2 separate regions of the Homo sapiens genome follow, and region 1 is linked to region 2. A link is a loop called in an ENCODE intact Hi-C map of the cell type or tissue named here. Cell type or tissue: mammary epithelial cell. All regions are shown on one strand. Each heading gives the region's core, and the rest is flanking DNA. Links, peaks and the distances in the headings are about the cores only.

What was found. Peaks named below come from ENCODE experiments on the same cell type or tissue, not always from the same donor. Only the 100,000 strongest peaks of a DNase experiment are listed, where the experiment ranks them.
Region 1: it touches region 2 in a loop (26-fold over the local background); 19 of 110 quality-filtered maps call a loop at or near these places.

The regions. Positions count from the first base shown.
Region 1 is chr13:97,025,614-97,036,352 of GRCh38, forward strand. No RefSeq gene overlaps it. Among named protein-coding and RNA genes, the nearest start is that of OXGR1, 37 kb to the left of the region's middle. In mammary epithelial cell, for the core only: CTCF peaks have their summits at 3,282 (motif pointing left) and 5,638 (motif pointing right); no DNase peak of the experiment used is centred there.
Region 2 is chr13:97,208,028-97,218,766 of GRCh38, forward strand. It overlaps a transcript of MBNL2 not described here. Among named protein-coding and RNA genes, the nearest start is that of MBNL2, 8.9 kb to the right of the region's middle. In mammary epithelial cell, for the core only: a CTCF peak has its summit at 4,923 (motif pointing left); DNase peaks (open chromatin) are centred at 2,374, 4,674 and 4,944; H3K27ac peaks cover 2,605 bases.

The DNA.
Region 1 (10,739 bases), core at 1,855-9,854, 180 kb before region 2:
ATTTAACTAAAAATATATTCCTTACCATATTGTTTATAAAAACTTAGAAAATGGAAATAAATATGCAACACTAAAAAGTTGGCTGAATAAATTGTACCACATTCATATAATAAAGTGTAATTTAGCCATTTAAATGATTTTGTAGAACATTTAATGTCAGAACAATGCTAAAGATTTTACTGGTCAGAATAAACTAGATAAATAGAGATAGACATAATGTAGTTTGAGAACAATTCCAAAGTTCTCAGTGCCTTACACAATGGCACATATAGAACCAGGTGACTCTTTGGGGCAGCTGTCCACCCTGTATGTGTTGGTTTAGCATTTCCAGATATTTCCCTCTTATGGCAAAATCTCTTTTTTTCCATCTCCGAGTTACAGCAAGAAAAGAGCATATCAGATCATCACTACTAGGGATTAAAATGCTTGTACTTCAAAGTAACTTATGTCACTTCAGCTTATGTTTTATTTGCCAAAGTCAACGGCCACATCAAACCTCAAAGGAGAGGGAAGTAAGTCATTTCATGCCCTTAGAAGTAGAGAAGAACACAATATTGATGAATAGTAGTATTCTTACCATTAACATGTATTGTTAAAAGTTTAATATAATAATACAACTTGTAAAAATTGTGTGTACATGTGTTTGTGTATGTGTCTCTACATGTGTATCTATTTGGATAGAGATATAGATAAGATAGACGTGGACAGACACGTGTGTATATAGAATCAACAGAAACTCTCTGGGTAGCAGGACAATAGATGATTTTTATTTTCTCTTTTTTATTATCTGTATTTTCTAAGTTTTTTGCAATGAGCAAATGTTATTGGAATAAGACGTCAGGTTATAACATTAAAAAATATACCAACAAAGAAACTTGTTGGATATATTTTATTTTCCTTGGTAAATGTACATAATATGTTTATAACCATTTGAAGTTCAAATTTTATGAGTCTTTTAAGAAAGTGAAGTTCTTTAAATTTAAAAAAATGTGGGAATTGATGACAGCAGCAGTAGAAAATGAATACAGATTTTGCTACTTGGAAGTAGCATGCTGCTACAGCAAGTGCCAAACACGGAGACATGCTTTTAGAATTGAGTAATGAGCAAGGGTAGGAGAATTTTGCAGAATGTGGTAAAAAATACTAGATTGCCTTGAGCAGGCTATTAGGGGAAATATGGATGGGGAATATCCTGTTGGCGAGAGGTCAGAAGGAAGTGAGAAGCCTTCTTGTATTGTTTCAGAGAATACCTAAATCATCACCAACAGACTGTAGAACCTTCGTTAAAGTTACTGCCAAGTGAGGACTCAGAAGGAAAGGAGGATTGTGTTATTGGAAAGTGGGGCAAAGGAGAGAATTCCCTTGTTAGGGAATGCAGAAAGCTTCCTGGAATTATGTCCTGCAGTTATGTGGGAAGCAGGAGCTTGTAAGAGATAAACTTGCGTATTTAGCTGAGGGTATGTCCCAGCAACATGCTCAGGAAATGACCTGCTTTCTTCTTCCTGCTTACAGTAAACTGCAAAAGGAGAGAAATAAATCGAGGGAACAACTAGTAAGTGAAATAAAACCAACACTCAGTGATTTGAAAAATTATGTTTATGCAGATTGCAAAAGTTCTAAAATTAGGAGATTTACCATCAGAAAGTGCACTCTGGAGGAGAAACCAAGAGTTTGGCTAGACAACCTTTTGCTAGTGCCTCAGAAGGATGCAAAGATCAGAGCATATAGTCACATCAGGGCTGGTTGAAGAGATTCAAGCATGTGTGACTCATGGGAGCCCTCAGCCATCTCCACAGAACCAAAAATGGAGATGGGGTTATTATTCTATTCCTCATTTGTAGGAGTTTTAATCACAAATTGGAGCCAGAGTTTGTCAAATTCTTTTTCTGCATCTACTGAACTCAGAATCATATGAATTTTCATCTTTATTCTGTTAACATGCTGAATAGCATCTATTTTCAAATGTTATCCTAACATTTCATTCCTGGAATGAACCCCATGATGTATTATTTCTTCTTTTATATTGACTGATTCAATTTGCTAATATTTTGTTAAGGATTTTCACTTGTATGTTCTTGAGTAATATTAACCTATAATTTTCTTTTCTTGCAAGGTTTATTTGTTGTTGTTTGTGTGTTCTTTATATTTTGATATCTGGATGGTACTGGCCTCATTAAATGAGTTGAAAATATTCCTTCTTCCTCTTCTGCTTTCCAAAATAATTTGTGTACAGTTACTATTATTTCTTCTTTAAGTGTTTGATAGAATTCACAGGTGAAATTATATGGACCTGACATTTTCTTTGAGGGAAGGATTTTGATAGCAAATTCAATCTCCTTAATAACATTTTCTGCTTATTTTGTATCAGGTTTGGGAGGTTTTATTTTTCATTTGAGTTTTTAAATTTATTGGCATAAAGTTATTTATATTATTTCTTTATTTTCCTTTCAATCACTGGAGTGATATGCTCTTTCATTCTTCATATTTCTAATTTTTGTTTTCTCTCCTTTCACTTAAAGAGTACTATCTATCAGTTTGGTTAATCTTTTTTTTTTTTTTTTTTTTTTTTTTTTTTTTTTTTTTTTTTTTTTTGAGACAAGTCTCGCTCTGTTGCCCAGCCTGGAGTGCAGTGGCACGATCTCTGCTTACTGCAAGCTCCACCTCCCAGGTTCAAGCCATTCTCCTGCCTCAGCCTCCCGAGTAGCTGGGACTGCAGGCGCCAGCCACCACGCCCGGCTAATTTTTTGTATTTTTAGTAGAGACGGGGTTTCACCGTGTTAGCCAGGATGGTCTCGATCTCCTGACCTCGTGATCCGCCCTCCTCGGCCTCCCAAAGTGTTGGGATTACAGGCGTGAGCCACCGCGCTCGGCCGGAAATCTCTCAATTTTTAGAACCCTATCCACATTTATGGGTGGGAGAGAGACATAGCATCTACCCTGACTTTCTACCTTCTTGGTCATTTGGCCTCTGGGAGATTCTTAAAAGCATTTCTACTCTCTCTCTTATCCTGAAATTTCTAGCCACAGGCCATATTTTGCTAGCATGTTTTGCTTACCTGCATACACATAAAAATGTGTAGCTGTCCAGTGTTTTGAATGGAACTGAGCAAAGCTACATAGCCAGTTTTCCTTTCTTTCTCTCTTTTATATTTTAAGAATTGCTGAGGAGGGCGGTTGTTTTGTTTTGTTTTTGTTTTACTTCCTTGTCAGGTCTGCAAAAAACTCCTTAAAGCCTCAATCCCATTTCCAGAAAATTTAATCACAAAATTAGGCATGTCTGCCCTCTAGTGGCAGGCCTGGTGATTACCATAGAAGCCGAATATTTTGACACCGGTTTTTGATGGAATTACCATCCAATAAGACGGCCACGTCAGATTGTGTTTAACCACCAAGCCATGACCTTTACTTCGTCTCTAATCTTCACTCTACATAAAAAGAACTTTCCTTTTTCTCTGTATCAATGTTTGAATTTATTCGTTTATACTAAATGTATATTACCTTTATGGTAAAAAAAAATATGGAATTAAAAAATATATGTTTATAACAGCCTTGGCCTTTAGGGAGGTAATAGTATGTTTAATGAAACTGTTGTAATAAAGGAGTTTTAATACTGAAAACATAACAGGTCATCACAGAGAGGAAACAATGTGAAACATTAAGTGATTTCTTACACACTTTGAAAATAGGAATAGGGTCCAAGTATTCTCTCTAGACCTGCCACCAACCTGCTTTCTACTAGAGAGCCAAATAAAGATTTTAAATCAGGGAGTAAAAGCCAGGCATAATATCCTTTTTTGGGGGGGAGGGGGATGGAGTCTCGCTCTGTTGCCTGGGCTGGAGTGCAGTGGCGTGATCTTGGCTCACTGCATCCTCCGCCTCCCAGGTTCAAGCAGTTCCCCTGCCTCAACCTTGGGAGTACCTGAGACTACAGGCATGCCACCGTGCCCGGCTAATTTTTGTATTTTTAGTAGAAATGGGGTTTCACTGTGTTGGCAAGGCTGGTCTCGAACGCCTGACCTTGCGTGATCTGCCCATCTCTGGCTCTCAAAGTGCTGGGATTACAGGCAAGAGCCACCACACCCAGCCTATCCTTCATTTTTCAGAGCAGTGTTTCAGATACTTTTGATCCTTGGCTCATTTTGATAAACTTGAAAATCTCAACATCTTCCTTCCCTCCTAGAGAGTCACAGCCACCATCTGGGAAGAGTTTCCTCAAAGCTTTAACTTCTGTAGTCCGTAGGACAAAATAATAATTTCTGTATTAGTTCATTCTCTCACTGCTATGGAGAAATACCTGAGACTGGGTAATTTTTAAAGAGAAGAGGCTCACCCTTTCACAGGCTGTATAGGAAGCATGGCAGCATCTGCTCGGCTTCTGGGGAAGTCTCAGGAAACTTACAATCATGGTGGAAGTCGAAGGGGAAACACTGCTTCGCATGGCTGGAGCAAGAGAGCGGGGTGAGGTGCTGCGCACTTTTAAACAACCAGATCTCAAGAGGACTCACTATCACCATGACAGCACTAAGGGGGATGGTGTTAAAGCATAAGAAACCGACTCCATGATCCAATCACCTCTCACCAGGTCCCACCTCCAACACTGGGAATTACAATTGAACATGAGATTTGGGTGGGGACACAGATCCAAACTATTTCCTTCATTTCTAAAATTAAAAAATATATTGGTAATTGCTTTGCCTACCTCTGACCTGCCGCCACCCTCCACACAACCCAAGTATACTGTTCAGTGAGGATCACTGTTTTAAAATTCTAGTTTCATTAGCAAAAGATAACTTCCCTCTTGCTGATCTCAGAAGGTTTTACCCATCATTGATTCTAAGCAAAATACATGTTCATTCTCAGTTATCATGAAGGATCTGCATCTCAAAAATCTCTGACGTCTCTCTCAACATAACATGGTTCATTCTACATTTATTTTTATTTAATATATTGATCAGTGGGCATGATGGGCACATGACTACAGACTATTATAATTTGTCTGCCTGATGGTGCCTGAGCCCATGCTGTTTCCATCACCACTCTGGGTTTGTGTTACTGATGGAGTAAGTTTCAGGAGGGAGAAGGATCGAGGGCTGGCTGATATGCACAGTAGTTGGTAAATGTTTAAAGGGTTGAAATTTTAAATTTTATTTAGTATATGGCTACTCATACTGAAATTTCATATAAGTCAGGAAGTCAGTTTTTAAATAGGCAAAAGTTTCAAATGCTTCAAAACTCAACTGGTTAAATATTAAGCTTCCAAAAAAAGACATAATTTGTTGGCTGATGGTAGGGGTAGGGCAGTGGTGCGGGAGGTGTGAATGGAAAAACAAATACTCTGTGTAAAAGAGGTGTTACTTAAGATAACCTCTTACATTTTATTTTGCAAATTGTAATCTGATTACAGCATAAATTTTAGACCACTGAAATTAGAAAGGCTATAGATAGTTGAGGTCATTAATAATTATTAAGGCTGTGAGTTTGTGTGTGGGAGGGGTGAGTAGTGAATGTCAGGTGAGAGGTCTTATAGAAAGGGGACAATTTGGATAACAAATTTGAGATTAAGATAGTGACAAATACATATACTTCCAAAGTGGACTGTGGCTCTTTATGCTCAATGTTACATATCATGGCCACAAGATGGGGACACAACGTAATCTTCCCTTGTATCATGCTGGTGACAAGCAAAAACTCAAACAATGCAGGTCTTAAGTCAAAGTTACTCTATGTTTACATGAGTAAGAATTCTCCTCCCATTTTCATTTGGAATTTAATGCTAAGGTTGGCCCTATATCCAGTACAGACAGTGTGTTTGTCAGAGGGAGCATGTATTTGTGAAAACTACTTATTTTAAAAAATAATTTGGGGCCGGGCGCGGTGGCTCACGCCTGTAATCCCAGCACTTTGGGAGGCCGAGGCGGGTGGATCACGAGGTCAGGAGATTGAGACCATCCCGGCTAAAACGGTGAAACCCCGTCTCTACTAAAAATACAAAAAATTAGCCGGGTGTAGTGGCGGGCGCCTGTAGTCCCAGCTACTTGGGAGGCTGAGGCAGGAGAATGGCGTGAACCCGGGAGGCGGAGCTTGCAGTGAGCCGAGATCCCGCCACTGCACTCCAGCCTGGGTGACAGAGCGAGACTCCGTCTCAAAAAAAAAAAAAAAAAAAAAAAAAAATAATAATAATAATAATAATAATAATTTGGACAGACAGTATGGCAGCCAAAATTTGCTTCCCAGTTTTACCCTAGGTCCAGATTGTAGAATCCTGGAGTCACCATGTTCTGCAGGAGCCCTAGTGTATGGGAGCAGAAGCTTCGGTCCCCAGTCTGCATTCTTCTAATACTATCCAACTGAGTCACTGTGTCAGATGATTTTGCAGTCTTCCTCTATTATTTCCTTCTCCATTTTTGCATGGAATTTTTCATCTTTGATGTTTGTGTGTAAGAGTTTTGCAGAATATTGAATTTAAGCATTTCATACCATGATATAACAATTTTTTTAAACTTCTGTGATCTCCCAGAGTTAACCATTTAGAATACATTCACTTCCATGATAAAATTTTGGAACATCAGTGTGTGCCGTATCTTATATATTTCATATATTTTTATATATGAAATAAAATAACTATCCATTGCTTTATCTACACAGGTATCAGATATTTCTGATTTCATATGTCTGAAATCAATATTTAAACCAGGACTCACTTCTCATATAAAGTTATATCAACTGTTCTTTACTGATAAACTTCTTTTTATATAGGTATATGAGATAAATTACATCTTCACATATAAATATATAGTTACATGTAGCTATGGATGAAGGAGTATATGTGTGTATAATAGATAAGATCTGGTATTTGATAGCACAACAGGTTGACTATAGTCAATAATAATTTATTATATATTGAACAATAACTAAGAGTAGAATTGGAATGTTCCTAAGACAAAGAAAGGATAAATACTTGAAGTGATGGATACCCCAATACCCTGATGTGATTATTACACATTGTATGTGATATGGTTTGGCTCTGTGTCCTCACCCAAATCTCATCTCAAATTGTAATCCTCACATGTCGACGAAGGAAAGTGATTGGATCATGGTGGGGAATCTCCCCCATGCTGTTCTCATGATAGTGAGTGAGTTCTCACGAGATCTGATGGTTTTAAAAGTGTTTGGAAGTGCTTCCTTTGTTCTTTTCTCTCCTGTGGCCTTGTGAAGAAGGTGATTGCTTCCTCTTTTGCCGTGATTGTAAGTTTCCTGAGGCCTCCCCATTCATGCAGAATTGTGACTCAATTAAACCTCTTTCTTTTATAAATTACCCAGTCTCAGGGAAGTTCTTTATAGTAGTGTGAAAACAAACTAATGCAATATGCCTGTATCAAAACATCATATGTACCCCATAAGTATATACACTTATGATGTACCCATAATTTTTAAAGGAAAATTATTTTTTAAAAGATATGTGTGTACATATATGCATATATGTAGCTATTTTATCCACATGTTTATAGATAAACTCCACAGCAAACTTTACATTTCTCTAACTTTCTGCTTGGCATTTCCAACTGGATGTTGCATAGGCATCTCAGTCTCTCAACATGTATTCTCATCCCCAACCTCTTCATGTATTGCCTGTCTTAGTGAGTGGGACTACAAGTCATCCAGTTGTCCGTGGGTCTTGACACCATTTCATCCTTCACCATGACTCTACAGTCAATCACTGTCTTGTGGATTGTCTTCCAAATATCTCTCAAGCCTACTAGTTCTCTTGTCCTTACAGAAACTTTCATAGAGTAGGCCTTCTTCTGGACCCATGGCCTCCTTTGAGTCCATCCCAACATGGCCATCAGCCTCGCCTATCTCAAGTGGGAATCTGACCATGTCTCTACCCTAGTTTAACCTTTCAGTACATCTCTCACCCCATTACCTAGAATTCCAGGCACTTAGCCGGATCTATAAGACTCCAAACTGCTGAGCTGAACAAGTATTTTTATTCCTCTAGCATTTGCTTGAATTGCTTTTTCCAAGAAAACCCTCCATGATGAATTTCACCTTAGAATTGTATTCAACTTCAAGGTTTATATCAAATGTTTTAAAATAAAGGTATTTTATACATGCATATGTGTTCATAATGTATCCATCTATATAAATTTAGATATATAATAACAAAACCTATATTGATATAGCAGTAAAGCCTAACTTTTGCTTGACCCTTGTATTAACTTGGCACTGCCACAAATGCAGGAAGATTTGAGGTCTTTTTACCTGGATGAAATTTCTAGACCCGCCCTGGGCCAGAAGAGAATTCACTGCCCTGATGGTATGGACCCAGTCTCAGTGGAATTCATTTATTGCACAAATATTCACTGAGTTTTAACTATATGATAGGTTCTTGAGATACATTATTAAATAAAACAGAGGGAAATCCTTGCCTTGGCAAAACGTAAGTTCTGGAATATTGAACATTTATTCCTTTTGTTTAACAAATCTACTTGTGAGTCAGATGGCTGAATAGAACCCTCCAGTAATCTCTCTCCTGCAGGAACACCAATTTGAACAACTATCCACATAAGAGAGTACCTTCATGAGAACCAAAATATCAGGTGAGTAATCACAGTACCTTGTTTGAACATAATATAAAGGAAGGAGGCACTGAAGAAGGTAGGACAGACAGTCTTGCATTGGCTATACCACCCGTTCCCCAACCCCAGGCAGCATATGGAGAAAGAATCTGTGAGCTTGGCAGAGAGAGTGAAGTGAGGTGTGACTTTGCATTGAAGCTCAGTCCTGCCTTGTCATGGCAAAACACAACACAGAGCATAATTCTGCTGGTGCCCACCGAGGCAGCATTTAGACCAGCCTGGGCCAGAGGAGATTTCCTCATTCCAGCAGGAGGAACGTGAGTTCTAGCCAGCTTCACCACTGGCTGGAACCCAGAATAAATTTGAGTGGCAGTCAGGCCACAAAGGACTGCAGCCCCTGGGCAAGCCCTGGTGCTGCACTAATTTCAGAGGCAGTGGACTTATGGTACAATCCAAAGGAGCTGTGGTGGCCAAGGGAGTGCCTGCATCACTCCTCCCCCAATTCAGGAAGTACAGCCCTGGGAGAGACTCCTCTGCTTGGGGGAAGGAGCAAGAAGATTTGAGGTCTTTTTTCCTGGATGGAATTTCTAGACCCACCCTGGGCCAGAAGAGAATTCACTGCCCTGATGGTATGGATCCAGTCTCAGCAGAATTCACTACCTGCTGATGATAGTGGTCTTGGGCCTTGAACAAACACGAGAAGCAACCAGTAAGTAGTCGCTGCAGGCCTTGGGTGAGCCCCAGTACTATGCTAGTCTGCAAGACTTCAAGTGTGTCCTTGTGCAATGCCAGTTATGGTGGCCCCAGGAGTGCTTGTGTCACCCTTTCTCTAACTCCAGGCAGCTCAGAGCAAAGAGAGGCTCTATCTGATTGAGGAAAAGAGAGGAAAGAGAGTAAGAGACTTTGCCTGGTAACCAGGAAATTCTCTCTTATCTTTCCCAAGTCCACCAAGGCTGTGTATCTAGGAGTCTGAAAGAGTTGCAGGATTCCTGTGCAACTCTTAGGACAACAACCCTTAGGACAGTAGTCACTGTCTTAAGCCAGTGACCACAGGCTTAGAACACAACACTCAATCCCCTTTGGATTCATAGAAAGCCCTATCAAGATGGATGAGTATAAATAAGCCCAGACTGTGAAGATTGAAACAAATACCTAACTCATCAATGCCAAGACACTAACAAATGTCCCCAAGCATCAAGAACATCCAGGAAAACATGAGCTCAACAAAAGGACTAAATAAGGCGCCACTGACCAATCCTGGAGTAATGGAAACATGACCTTTCAGATAGGGAATTCAAAATAGCTATCTTGAGGAAGCTCAGTAAACTTCAAGATAACACAGAAGGAATTCAGAATTCCATCAGAGAAATTTAACAAAGAAATAGAAATTAAAACAAAAGATCAAGCGGAAATTCTGGAGCTAAAAAATTCAATTGACAAATTGAAAATTTTATCAGTTTCTCAACATCAGAATTGATCAAGCAGAAGACAAAAAGTAATGAGCTTGAAGATAGGCTGTATAAAAATACACAGTCAGAAGAGAAAAAAAAATTTAATGAAGCCCACTGACAAATTCTCAAAATGCCAAATCTAAGAGTTACTGGCCCTAAAGAGGATAGAGAGAGAAAGATCAGAGTAGAACAAGAAGGTTAAAGAACACCAAAATGATTCAACCCAAATAAGACTACCTCAAGGCATATAATCAAACTCTCAAAGGTCAAAGATATGGAAAAGATCCTAAAAACAGCAAGAGGAAAGAAGCAAATAGCATATAAAGGAACTTTGATATGTATAGCAACAGATTTCTCAGCAGAAACCTTAAGGCCAGGATTGAGTGGGATGACATATTCAAAGTGCTGAAGGAAAATAAACACTGGCAACAACCTATAGTATTATATACAGAAAAATCATCTTTCAGATATGAAGAAGAAATGAAAACTTTTGCAGACAAAAGCTGAGGGCTTTTGTAAGTCAGTAGAACTGACTTACAAGAAATGTTAAAAAGAATTCTTCAACTTGAAAGAAAAGGACGTTAATGACGCCTGGTGTAGTGGCTCATGCCTGTAATCCTAGCACTTTAGGAAGCCAAAGTGGGCAGATCACTTGAGCTCAGGAGTTTGTGACCAAACTGGGCAACATGGCAAAAACCCTTCTCTACAA
Region 2 (10,739 bases), core at 1,388-9,387:
GTCTTGAACAGCTCTGCTCCTGTGGTTTTGCAGGGTACAGCCTCCTTCCCAGCTGCTTTCAAGGACTGGTGTTGAGTCCGTGAAATTAAGTTTGGAGATAAACAAAATTAAACTTTTGTTTCTTGCAGGACTTCTCAAAGCCTTTAATATGCTCATGTGCAATGTGAATCTCCAAGTGGACAATGTAGTATGCATTGATTCCCACATAAGCCCAAAGGGGAATTCTTTTTTATTTTCCGAGATCATGTTGTGGGACCATTATTTAGCAGGAAAACGATGAGAAAGACTTGGACAGGAATAGTGCCAATTAATAGATGTAGGAATCAATGATTGAGGATCATTATTGTGACTTAGGCAGGGGACAACATACCTCTGATTCCTTTGTAGGGCTGGAACTTGAGCCTTTTGTGGAACCCACAGCTTGGCCCAGATTGTACAATAGAACTGGATAGTTCCTAGAACTACAAAAGTAAAAGCTGATTCATGGATTTCTCTAATCAATCTCCCGGGGTGTAGAAACCCTAGTCCCTAGTCTTTACCCTATTACAGGCCATGTAAAAAAAGTCTCAGTGGTAGATGCATGTGGGTCAGGGACTTGAGAAATTTGGAAAAATAATGACAAAACTAGGAAAGAGCCAGGGCAGAAACACAAAGATTATCCAAAGGTGAGAAGCTCCTAATAATGAGATCAACCTCTAATAACATTCACCTTCCTCAACCCTAACCTTAATCTAAAGATGTTAACTGGGCAGATGTGTACAGTTGAGTAGGTTGTGTACTATACAACTCCAGCGGTACATATACTTCAAGAATGTGGACTGTAGAATGGTAAGTATGACCTAAATAATGCTCTAGAGATTTTCTGCATGCAACCTTCATGGTCATACACAGTGGCCCTGGACATAAACTCAGCAATTAAGTAAACTGAGAATGTACACTTAAAAATTATTATTTTGATCAAACTGTGAGTGGTTTTTATATCCAACAGAGTTCTTAAATGCGGGGGCAAACAAATCAAACTGGCCAGCCAACCAGCTAAAAAGGTACAATAAATGAATTCAAAATCCTTGAAAGACATGATTTGGGTAATTATATTTTAAATTAAATCCCTATATTTCCTTTAAAATATTGCAGGAAGTTCTCTGTTTTCTACTTCGAGGATAATGTCACCCATTATTATTTTCTTCTATATAAACAAGAGAACCCACCAAAATTTGCCAGCTTGCCAACTCCCTGTCAAAACATGTTAATAGAGTACGAATCTTTGCTCCACTTTTAGGATTAGACTGTGAGTATTTGCCCCACTAAGAGGCCTAAATTTTACACAGAATCCACTTCAGCCACTAGGTTCTTTAGAGACCCAGGATTAAGTCTTTAACCTGATGTGCCTCAACTTCTCTACTTGTAAAGTGAAGGTAAAGAAAGTGACTTCCCAGATTGAGTGAGTATGAAGTGATAAATTACTGCAAAGTAGTGTTCAAAGGAGAGTGTGCAATTAATGCTTTATAATAATCTTTCCAATATTGAAGACATAAAGATAAATTAGTTAGCCCCTTTGTCTTCTTTGAGAACGATGATAAAACCCTTATTTGGGTGTCAGTGAGTCTAATTAAGGCAATTAATACTTATTAGTTTATACACTATGAAAAATGTGTACTCATTGCTCATTTGGTAAAATTTCTAGTTTTCTAGAAGTTTGATGAACTTTTTGTTTGGCTATTGTCAATATTAAAAAGTTCTTTAAAAAAAGACACTGACTTCTTTTTATTTTTATTTTTAACTTTTTGAGGCAAGATCTTGCTCTGTCACCCAGGCTGCAGTGCAGTGGCACGATCTCAGCTCATTGCAACCTCCGCCTCCTGGGTTCAAGCAATTCTCATGCCGCAGCCTCCCAAGTACCTGGGATTACAGGTGTGCATCACCATGCCTGTATAATTTTTGTGCTTTTAGTAGAGACGGGGTTTCACCGTATTGGCCAGGCTGGTCTCAAACTCCTGGCCTCAGGTGATCTGCCCGCCTTGGCCTCCCGAAGTGCTGGGATTACAGGCATGAACCACCACACCTGGCCGACATTGACTTTTAACCAAAAAAACCCAAAGTGTCCTCAGTATATTTAAATGTGAAATCTTAAGAACAGAGATTTTTTTCTAAGTGTGGTCCAAAGTATTAGCTCAGTGATGTTACATAACTCAGAGTATGTATCTATAAAGCAAGGTTATAAATGCTTAATTATGTTAAAAATAACTTTAAGATTCAAATAGATTAAAAATGTCATCTGTGTTTCTTAGTCAGGGACCCAGCAAATTGAGAACTTTTAAAATTACTTTTAGAACATGACGGTTAGTGTGTGATGAAAGCTTATAAAGGAAGTCTTTGTCTTTGTGGCATAGCTTGTGGTTTTGAAAACGGAGAGCCTGATTTTACCAAAGTGTAGTATGTATGTGGATAGTTTTCTATTCATTGACAGTGAATTTTTCATATTGATATATACAAATTTTATAACTATACATAAACACAATTTAAATGATTCTATACAACTGTGAATTTTTTTTTTTTTTTTTTTTTTTTTTTTTTTTTTTTTTTGAGACAGAATCTCACACTGTTGCCCAGGCTGGAGTGCAGTGGTGCAATCGTGGCTTACTGCAACTTCTGCCTCCCAGGTTCAAGTGATTCTCATGCCTTAACCTCCCAAGTAGCTGGGGTTACAGGCATAAGTTTCACCACATTGGCCAGGCTGGTCTTAAACTTCTGGCCGCAAGTGATCCACCCGCCTTGGCCTCCCAAAGTGCTCAGTTTTTTAAATGTTATTTGCTGTGAGACCAAAGTCAGTATTGAAACTTCTAAGTGGAAGGGACTCAGTCCAGTTCCTGGTGTGGGAAGGATTTCTGGCTGCTGTGATTTAGTGACTTGGGTATATGGGATTTTTGTGTATGGAGAAGAGGGGTGGTGAAAGGGTAGCAGGGAGAGGAAGGCAGGGGTTGGGTGGGGTGAGGGAAGGGGTGAGGTACATAACATTTGATGCATGATCTGACACCCTATGAGAATCCTCATTGAAATTTTGAGGAGCCACAAACTTCCAGGGAGTTAAAATCTTTTCTGTCTTTTACAAAAGTAAGCCTTGTCTTGCTGTCTGCTTCCTCATCTTCAAATAAGAAGCTAGGGTGTAGATGAAAGATTTCTTCTAGCCCTAGGATCCATGATTGTAAGCTCACCATAATCGTCTCAGGATTGGACTGCTTTGCGAAATAAAATCATTCTATTTGTAAGTGATTAGGCTTGTTGGAGAGGTTGGCAATCCCATGGGTTGGGGGTATAGAGCAGGAGTGTGTGGGCCTGAGCTTGAGAGAGACGAGGGTTGCAGGCAAAGCTGCAGCAAAAACTGGAGTAGAAAAAGCACAATTCTCATTTTGTTTTGCTGTGGAAAAGGGACCTGCTAACAGAGTTCAAGATTAGAATGACTCAGTGAATATTTAAGTATGGTTATTTCTTCCTTTTTCATTAAGCCTTCTAAATGCAGAGATCTATAAAGCTGTGGCTTGAGATTTTAGAGAAAGAATGCAGTGACATGAGACCAAAATGATGTGAGGTGATGACATCAGCATCAGAATGCTGTTGCTAAGGTGAGCCTGTTTTTCTCTCTAATCCAGCTGGAAGGCAAAATAATTGCCCATTTCTGGTAAAGAATATACCCATGACATGATCCCTTTTCTGTAGCAGATAAAACAAAGCCAGATGCCTTCTCTTTGCACAAATTATTTTAAAAATAAAGATTAAAATTTCATTATAAAACATAGCACATGTCCTTGGGAGAATAGGCAGAACATTTTACGTAAGTTTGAAATTTTAATTTATCAAGACTATATGCCGAGATCTAAATGGATATCGGAATGAGTTAGTGTGATGAATCTACTGGGAAAGAGATAGCAGTATTTTGGATTTAGGGAAAGGGGAGATGGGGAAATATCTAAAGGTGTCAAAGAAAGATCTCCAAGCTTATGGTGGCTGATAGAGGGAAGAGAGTGAGGAAAGTCCTGGATTTGAAGAAAGACAGGCAGAAGCCACCGTGCTATGGCTCTTGATAATGGTGCCCTTTGTACAAAGAGAACAGTATCAGTGGAATTCAGAAACAAGGGGTGGGACTCAGGCAAACTAGAGGCCAAAGTGGTTGCATGCAGAAGTCCCTCCCACATGAACGTTTTCCAGAATTGCTCCTGGGGTTTGAATATTCTGCTTGGAACACACTTCTCCAGAGATTTCTATTCATTTGACAGTGGAAACACACTCCCTCACCCCTACATGTCTCTGTTCAGAGGGCGCTTTCTGCATGAGCCTGTCCTGGCCCCACGGTAGAAGCCACAGCTACCCCCACAGTAGAAGCCACAGCTACCCCCTCCCAGCTCCACCTGATTGCCTGATCCCCTCTACCAGGCCCAAATTCTCCTTTTCCTTTTACTTTTTTCTTTGCACTTAGCACCTTCTGATTTGCCATATAATTTTTCTATTACATTTAGAGCCAGTGAGGTGTCGCAGTAGAGAACATGGCCTCTGAAGCCAGCCTGCCTGGGGCAAATGGGCTGCACCACCTGCCAGCTGTGCGACCCTGGAAAGGTTACTTAATCATTCAGGTGTTTTCCCATCTGTAAACCTGAGATAATAATAGTGTCATGGATTTCACACAATAGCATTGTGCTTGACTCAGTATAATCACTATGTACATATTTAATAAATAGATGTCTCTCTTTGTCGTCAACACTATGTGAGCACCCCAGAAGTGCTTGTCATGAGTAGCATTTGATGGAGGAAAGAGATGAGTAACACATTTTCCAGAAATTGATGTTTTCGCTGAAACATGGAATTTAGACAGGGTTAAGCTTTGGAAGGGTAGTTATGCCCATAGGTCACTAGACAGCTACCAAGGGCCCTCTACTGGTCAGAAAAACCCGGGCAAATCTTCTCTAAGATTTGCCTGAGGAGAAAGGCTACTGTGAAGATCTGGTCCAGACAGGAGATCCTGGAGCCACAGGGACTTCCCAGATAACCATGGTTGTGAGAAACAAATAGAAAGTAGCATTGAGGTGTGCTAGATGCCTCAAGTTAGTAAAGCTAAGGACCTCAGTCAAGTAAGAACATATAGCATCAAATAAAAGAGGTTGAGTTGAATGAGGTTGAATAGAGGTGACAAAGAAAGATCTAGAAGCTATGGTTGTTGACAGAAGAGAGTGAGGGAAGTTCTGAATGTGAAGAAAGATAGGCAGAAGCAGAGATGGACACGGTCTAATGAACAGGAAAAAAAAACCATTTTACCTGGGCCAGAGTTTTCCAAAATAAAACCCCCAAGAACACCATACTAGTTAGATTTCTTTTTTTAAGTAAAAGAGCCTCTGGTAAAATTAATTCTCAGACACAGTGAACTAGAAAACCCCGTCTTGGAAATTTGCAATGCACATTCCCAGAATCAAGGCTCTGAGAGGTCCTTCGGTAAAAACACACATTTAATGAGTGATTTCAACGGTTTCCAAACTTAGCCCTGGGTCCTTTTCTTCAGAAACATTTGAGATGAGTGCCCAGAGATCTCACTTTGGGGATCATGTGAAATAATGTGAGATTCTCGGGGTCCCATCTACATCTTGCTTATCTTTACATCATGAATGTTTCAATTGGGACCAACATGTAGCAAGTCACGTGATAAACCCTAATCAGATGAGTGAACAAGTGGATCTAGGTAGGGTGGTGATCCTAAAATAAACAGAAAGAGATGGAGAGGGGAATAGGAGCACTGACAAGTCTTTCCTTCAGGAACGGTATATTGTAGTAAATCAAAACCAGTTGCATTTAATTTTTAAAGTCAAGATTGTCATCACACTACAATAACACACATGCTATATGCTTCATCTATTCCCCACGTCCATTCCATACTCCCTGTTGGAGATGACAATGTCTTCATCAGGCAGCAGGCTCACATACTTCCACTGCTACAGAGACTCCTACAATCTCACCACAGTCTTGTGCTAGAACCCACCCACTTCTGAACCGTTGAAGAACAAGTTACGTTATTCTCATTCCATTAAAGAAAAGGTTATTAAAGACCCTTTGATTCCATTAAAAACTCTTTGTAGGGATCTAAGCTGCTCATCAAGCATCAAAGAAATAGAAAATCCTGATTCTGCCATAGCATACACTATTTGGTGACACCAAAGTGATACTCTCAATTGGTAGTTTTGACTTTTCGACTCTTTCCTGGTTTTTTAAAACTTGGCTTTAATGACCCTTGGAAGTCCCTTAGAAATGCCACATTAGCTTTGATCCTTGGCCTTGTGTCTCAAACCCAATTTCCTACTCATCCTGTACCATATTTCAGTCCTGCTAAATTTTGTTTAACAAATATTTATTGTCAGTCCCATATGTTGGGTACTGGACAACCAGTAATGAGTATCAAGTAGATTATAAATTTTGACAAAAGGCAGTAAATGCTCCAGAAACAAAAGGAAAAGTATAGCACATGAGTGTATGTCCTTCCATCCGATAGCCACTGGACCCATGTTCAGCCTGGCCCCTCAGTCAGAAGGTGGGCAGAAGGTTATAGACAGAAAAATCTTACTTTCAAGTATCCCAACAGGAGGGAGATCACAGCCCTCACCTGCAGCTTAGAGACCCACCTTTCAGGCTTGGACATTCTCTGTCAGAAACACCACTTTCATAGAAGGAGGTGGAGAAGGGGCTGAGAATACTCATCCTTTATTATAGGAGAAAGGGCGAATTCTAGTGAGCACAGTGACAGATGCACAGTGATCCCTCAGCCAGCCCAGAAGAATAGCAGTCAGGAGCTGCAAAAGAAGTCTGTAATTTTATTGAAGACAGTGACAGGGGAAATGCTCATTGCTGCTTCCTCTTTGTGCTTATATTTACAATTCACCATTTGGAAAGGTGGATGATCCTGGCAAGTTCCCAGGCCCATCAACTGTGGGCAGATCACTCAGCCCCTGCCTCAGAGTGTTCTTTCTTTGGCCCAGAGAACATCTGCAATCCTGGAGAACCATAGGCTTCGCCCCCATCTCCAACGCTTGGAGGATTTCACATGACCACAGCTTAAGGGCTGGGCATGTCCTGTAACCTTTGACCTGACCTCCTCTCTGCGACTTCAAATGCCCTTAGGCCTGGGTCAGGAGGCATGATATGACCATCAAACCAGAAAAACAATGAGACAGTTAACATTGGCCAAACTATTGGGACTTTTGCCTTAGTGCCATGGTTCCCAAACCATGCTCTCAGGCACCCTAGGAAACTGTAGTGAATTCACTGGGGTTCCATGGGCTGCTGTACATTTTCTAAGGAAATACAGCAATATTCATCATCTGTCAGACACTGTGCGACCTACTAGCTCAAGGTAATTCATGATTTCAATAGAATCACACTTTGTTCCTTTTGATGGTAACATATATCTTTGCAAAGCTGGGTTTTTAGTAGTTGTTAAGCTGATAAAACAAGTACCATGCAAGAAGCAATGTGGAACAGGAAATGAGAGTTGTGGTTGCAAACTGATTTCAAGCTTTGAGATAGGCATGCTACAATCCATTAAAAACTAATTCGAGTTAAGCATGTAAGAAAAATGTTTTTTTTCAAATATTTTGCATTAACTTTTCATATAACTCCTTACTTGTTAAAACATAAGCACTTACTAAGGTATTTGGATATAGCTATTTAATAAATGGAACAATTAGGTATTATTTTTGGCCTAGGGACACAGTGAAAAAAATTATGGAATACCAAGAGTGTCATGAAGCAAGGAAGTTTGGAAATCTCTACTTTAGTTATCACTTTTTTGGCATACAGAAATCACTCTCACTAGGATTCTAAGCCCTAAGGGCTATGATGATGTTGATAATGATAATAGTAGCAGTAAAAATAGTGGCTAACAGACATTGAGCACTGCTATGTACCATGTTCTATGCTAAGGGAGTCTCACACATGATTTCATTTACATGCTTTATGCAATTTGCTTCCTCCTATTTTCCTTAACCCAGAAAATGTTAGTCCTAATTTTCCCATCTTCTGCCTCTAGACCTACTGGAGAAAAATTAAAAACCAGTTGACATTTCTTGCGATAAATTCAGGAAAAAACACCATAACTTTTTTTTTCTGAAAATTATAAAACCAATTTTCTATTCCCTGCTGCATTTTCAACCAACATGTTAAAAAAAATACTAATCTCTTCGAAAGTATGTAAATTTTCTCCAGAATCCTAAATAGAAATCAATCAACCAAAATGAATTCAGCACCACTCCATGTTCGGCATTGTGGATGACGAAAAGTACTTTAATGCAAGGTCTGTACCCTCAGGGGGCTTATGATTTGGTTTATACATGAAATAACTAGAAAAAAAAGTAAAAAATAGCAGTACATACTAAAGGACAAAGAGGCGGGATAGGCTTGAAACATTATGTTGAGAGAGAAATAAGCCCTAAGATTGAATAATCACAGACCAGGCCCGTCAGCAACTTACCTTTCTGTCTCATCTCTCTCTTGCTATGAACAACTTTTTCTTCCTTTCTAGGGACCAGGCCATCTCTTCCAGTAAACCAAACACTACCATCTGTCCTAAGACACCTATCCTTTTCTATTCAAAGGGAGACTCTGTTTCTCAGGAAATCACCATGATTTTAAACATCATCAAACATTAATTTTCTCCTTGACTATAAGCTTGCTAACTTTGGTATGCCCAGCAAAGGAGATTACTTCATAACTGCATTGTGCCTTTCAGCTTTTATGCATTGCTTCTTTTCCTTCTCCGGTCCAACTTTAAATTCGTGCATGTGTGCTTGTGTGTGTGTGTGCATGCATGGATATATATTATTACATATGTAGTATATTTACACATACATAGAGTATAATATATAATACACATATAATGTATAATATGCATATTATATACATAATATAAAATGTATACATAATACATAATATATACGTAATACATATTATAGAATATAGAATATACATATAACATAATATACACATAATATGTAATATATACATATATACACATATGTGTTGTATATAATATATGATATATACATATCATATACAGTATGCATATAATATATAGTACACATATTATATATAATAATTATACATTATACATAATATATATGTCTCTATGGCTTCTCTACCAATTTTTTTACTTAAGCCCTGTAACTGTCTTTATCACCTTATTACCAGTGCCATTTCCAAGTTTATCCATTTAACCATTCAACAACTATTCAGAAAGTGTCTGCTATTATGCAATGCATGTTCTAGGCACTGGGGATAAACTGATGAATAGGAAAGACATGGTTCATTCCCTCATAGATTCTAGCGAGGTACATAAACAAGCAAGACATGTTTACTATGTACTGTGACAATTGCTACGATGAATAAAATGTCAAGGTGCCGTGAGAGTCATGGTGGTCAAAGAAGGCTTCCTGGAGGAGGTGATGTGTACATTGGGTGTTGCTGGATAGAAAGATGTTAGATGGGTGTGAAAGGAATAGAAGATTTTTCATGAAGAAGGAATCCAGGCTCTAAATTAGAAAAGACATGACACACCTGAGGGACTAAAGTTAGTTTAATAATACTGGATGTAAAGGTAGGAAGGAAGTGACTTCAAGAGGAGGGTGAAAGAAGATAGTTGGGAACTAGTTAGGGGACTTCTCTGGAAGATAATGAGGAGACATGGAGTGAGTTTATGCATGTAAACATTTTTAAAAAGATGATTTTGGCTGAGGTGTGGTAAATGGAGTGAAAGGTGAGGGGCAAAATTGGAGGCAGAGAGGTAAGGAACAGGTAAAAGGTGGTGGGGGGTTTAATTAGGGGCCCAACAGTAAAGATGGAGAGGAGTGGATAGATTCCAGAGACAGGAATTCACAGGGTGTGGGACCATTTGGTTGTTGGTGATGATAAAGAGTTAGGCATCAAAGATGGTGGCTCCATTTACCAAAGTGGGAAACGTAAGAGAAATGATGCTTTCACTTATTGAAATGGGAAATGATCAAATAAAAAATGATTTTAGTTTGGGACAAGGTAAAAATGAGTCATCTCTGGTACATTTAGGTGAAGAATTGGGCCGGCTGGGCACAGTGGCTCACGCCTGTAATCCCAGCACTTTGGGAGGCTGAGGAGGTCGGATCATGAGGTCAGGAGATTGAGACCATCCTGGATAGCACGGTGAAATCCCATCTCTACTAAAAATATAAAAAATTAGCTGGGCGTGGTGGCGGGTGCCTGTAGTCCCAGCTACTTGGGAGACTGAAGCAGGAGAATGGCGTGAACCCGGGAGGCGGAGTTTGCAGTGAGCCAAGATCGCGCCACTACACTCCAGCCTGGGCGACAGAGCGAGACTCTGTCTCAAAAAAAAACAAAAACAAAACAAAACAAAACAAAAAAAAAAAACTGGGCCTAGAGGTCAAAAGAAAAGGATGGAGTGATAGATCTCGAATTTATCAAACTGTACAAGACAACTGACAATTTCTATTGGGCAAATTCGAAGGTACTGTTTTGTATTTTCTTTCCTCTGGCCACCTCCTTTACTTGAATATAGTTGATATCTTCTTGCTACTTGTTCTTTAGTTTCTCAAACATTCTGCTTTCTAGTTAGCATGTCATGACCTCAGGAAAAATTAAGCTTCTATCCAGAGTTTCCAGGAACTTATGTAGATATAGAAAAATAAGGAAAGAAGAAGGAGGAGGAGGAAAAGGAGAAAGAA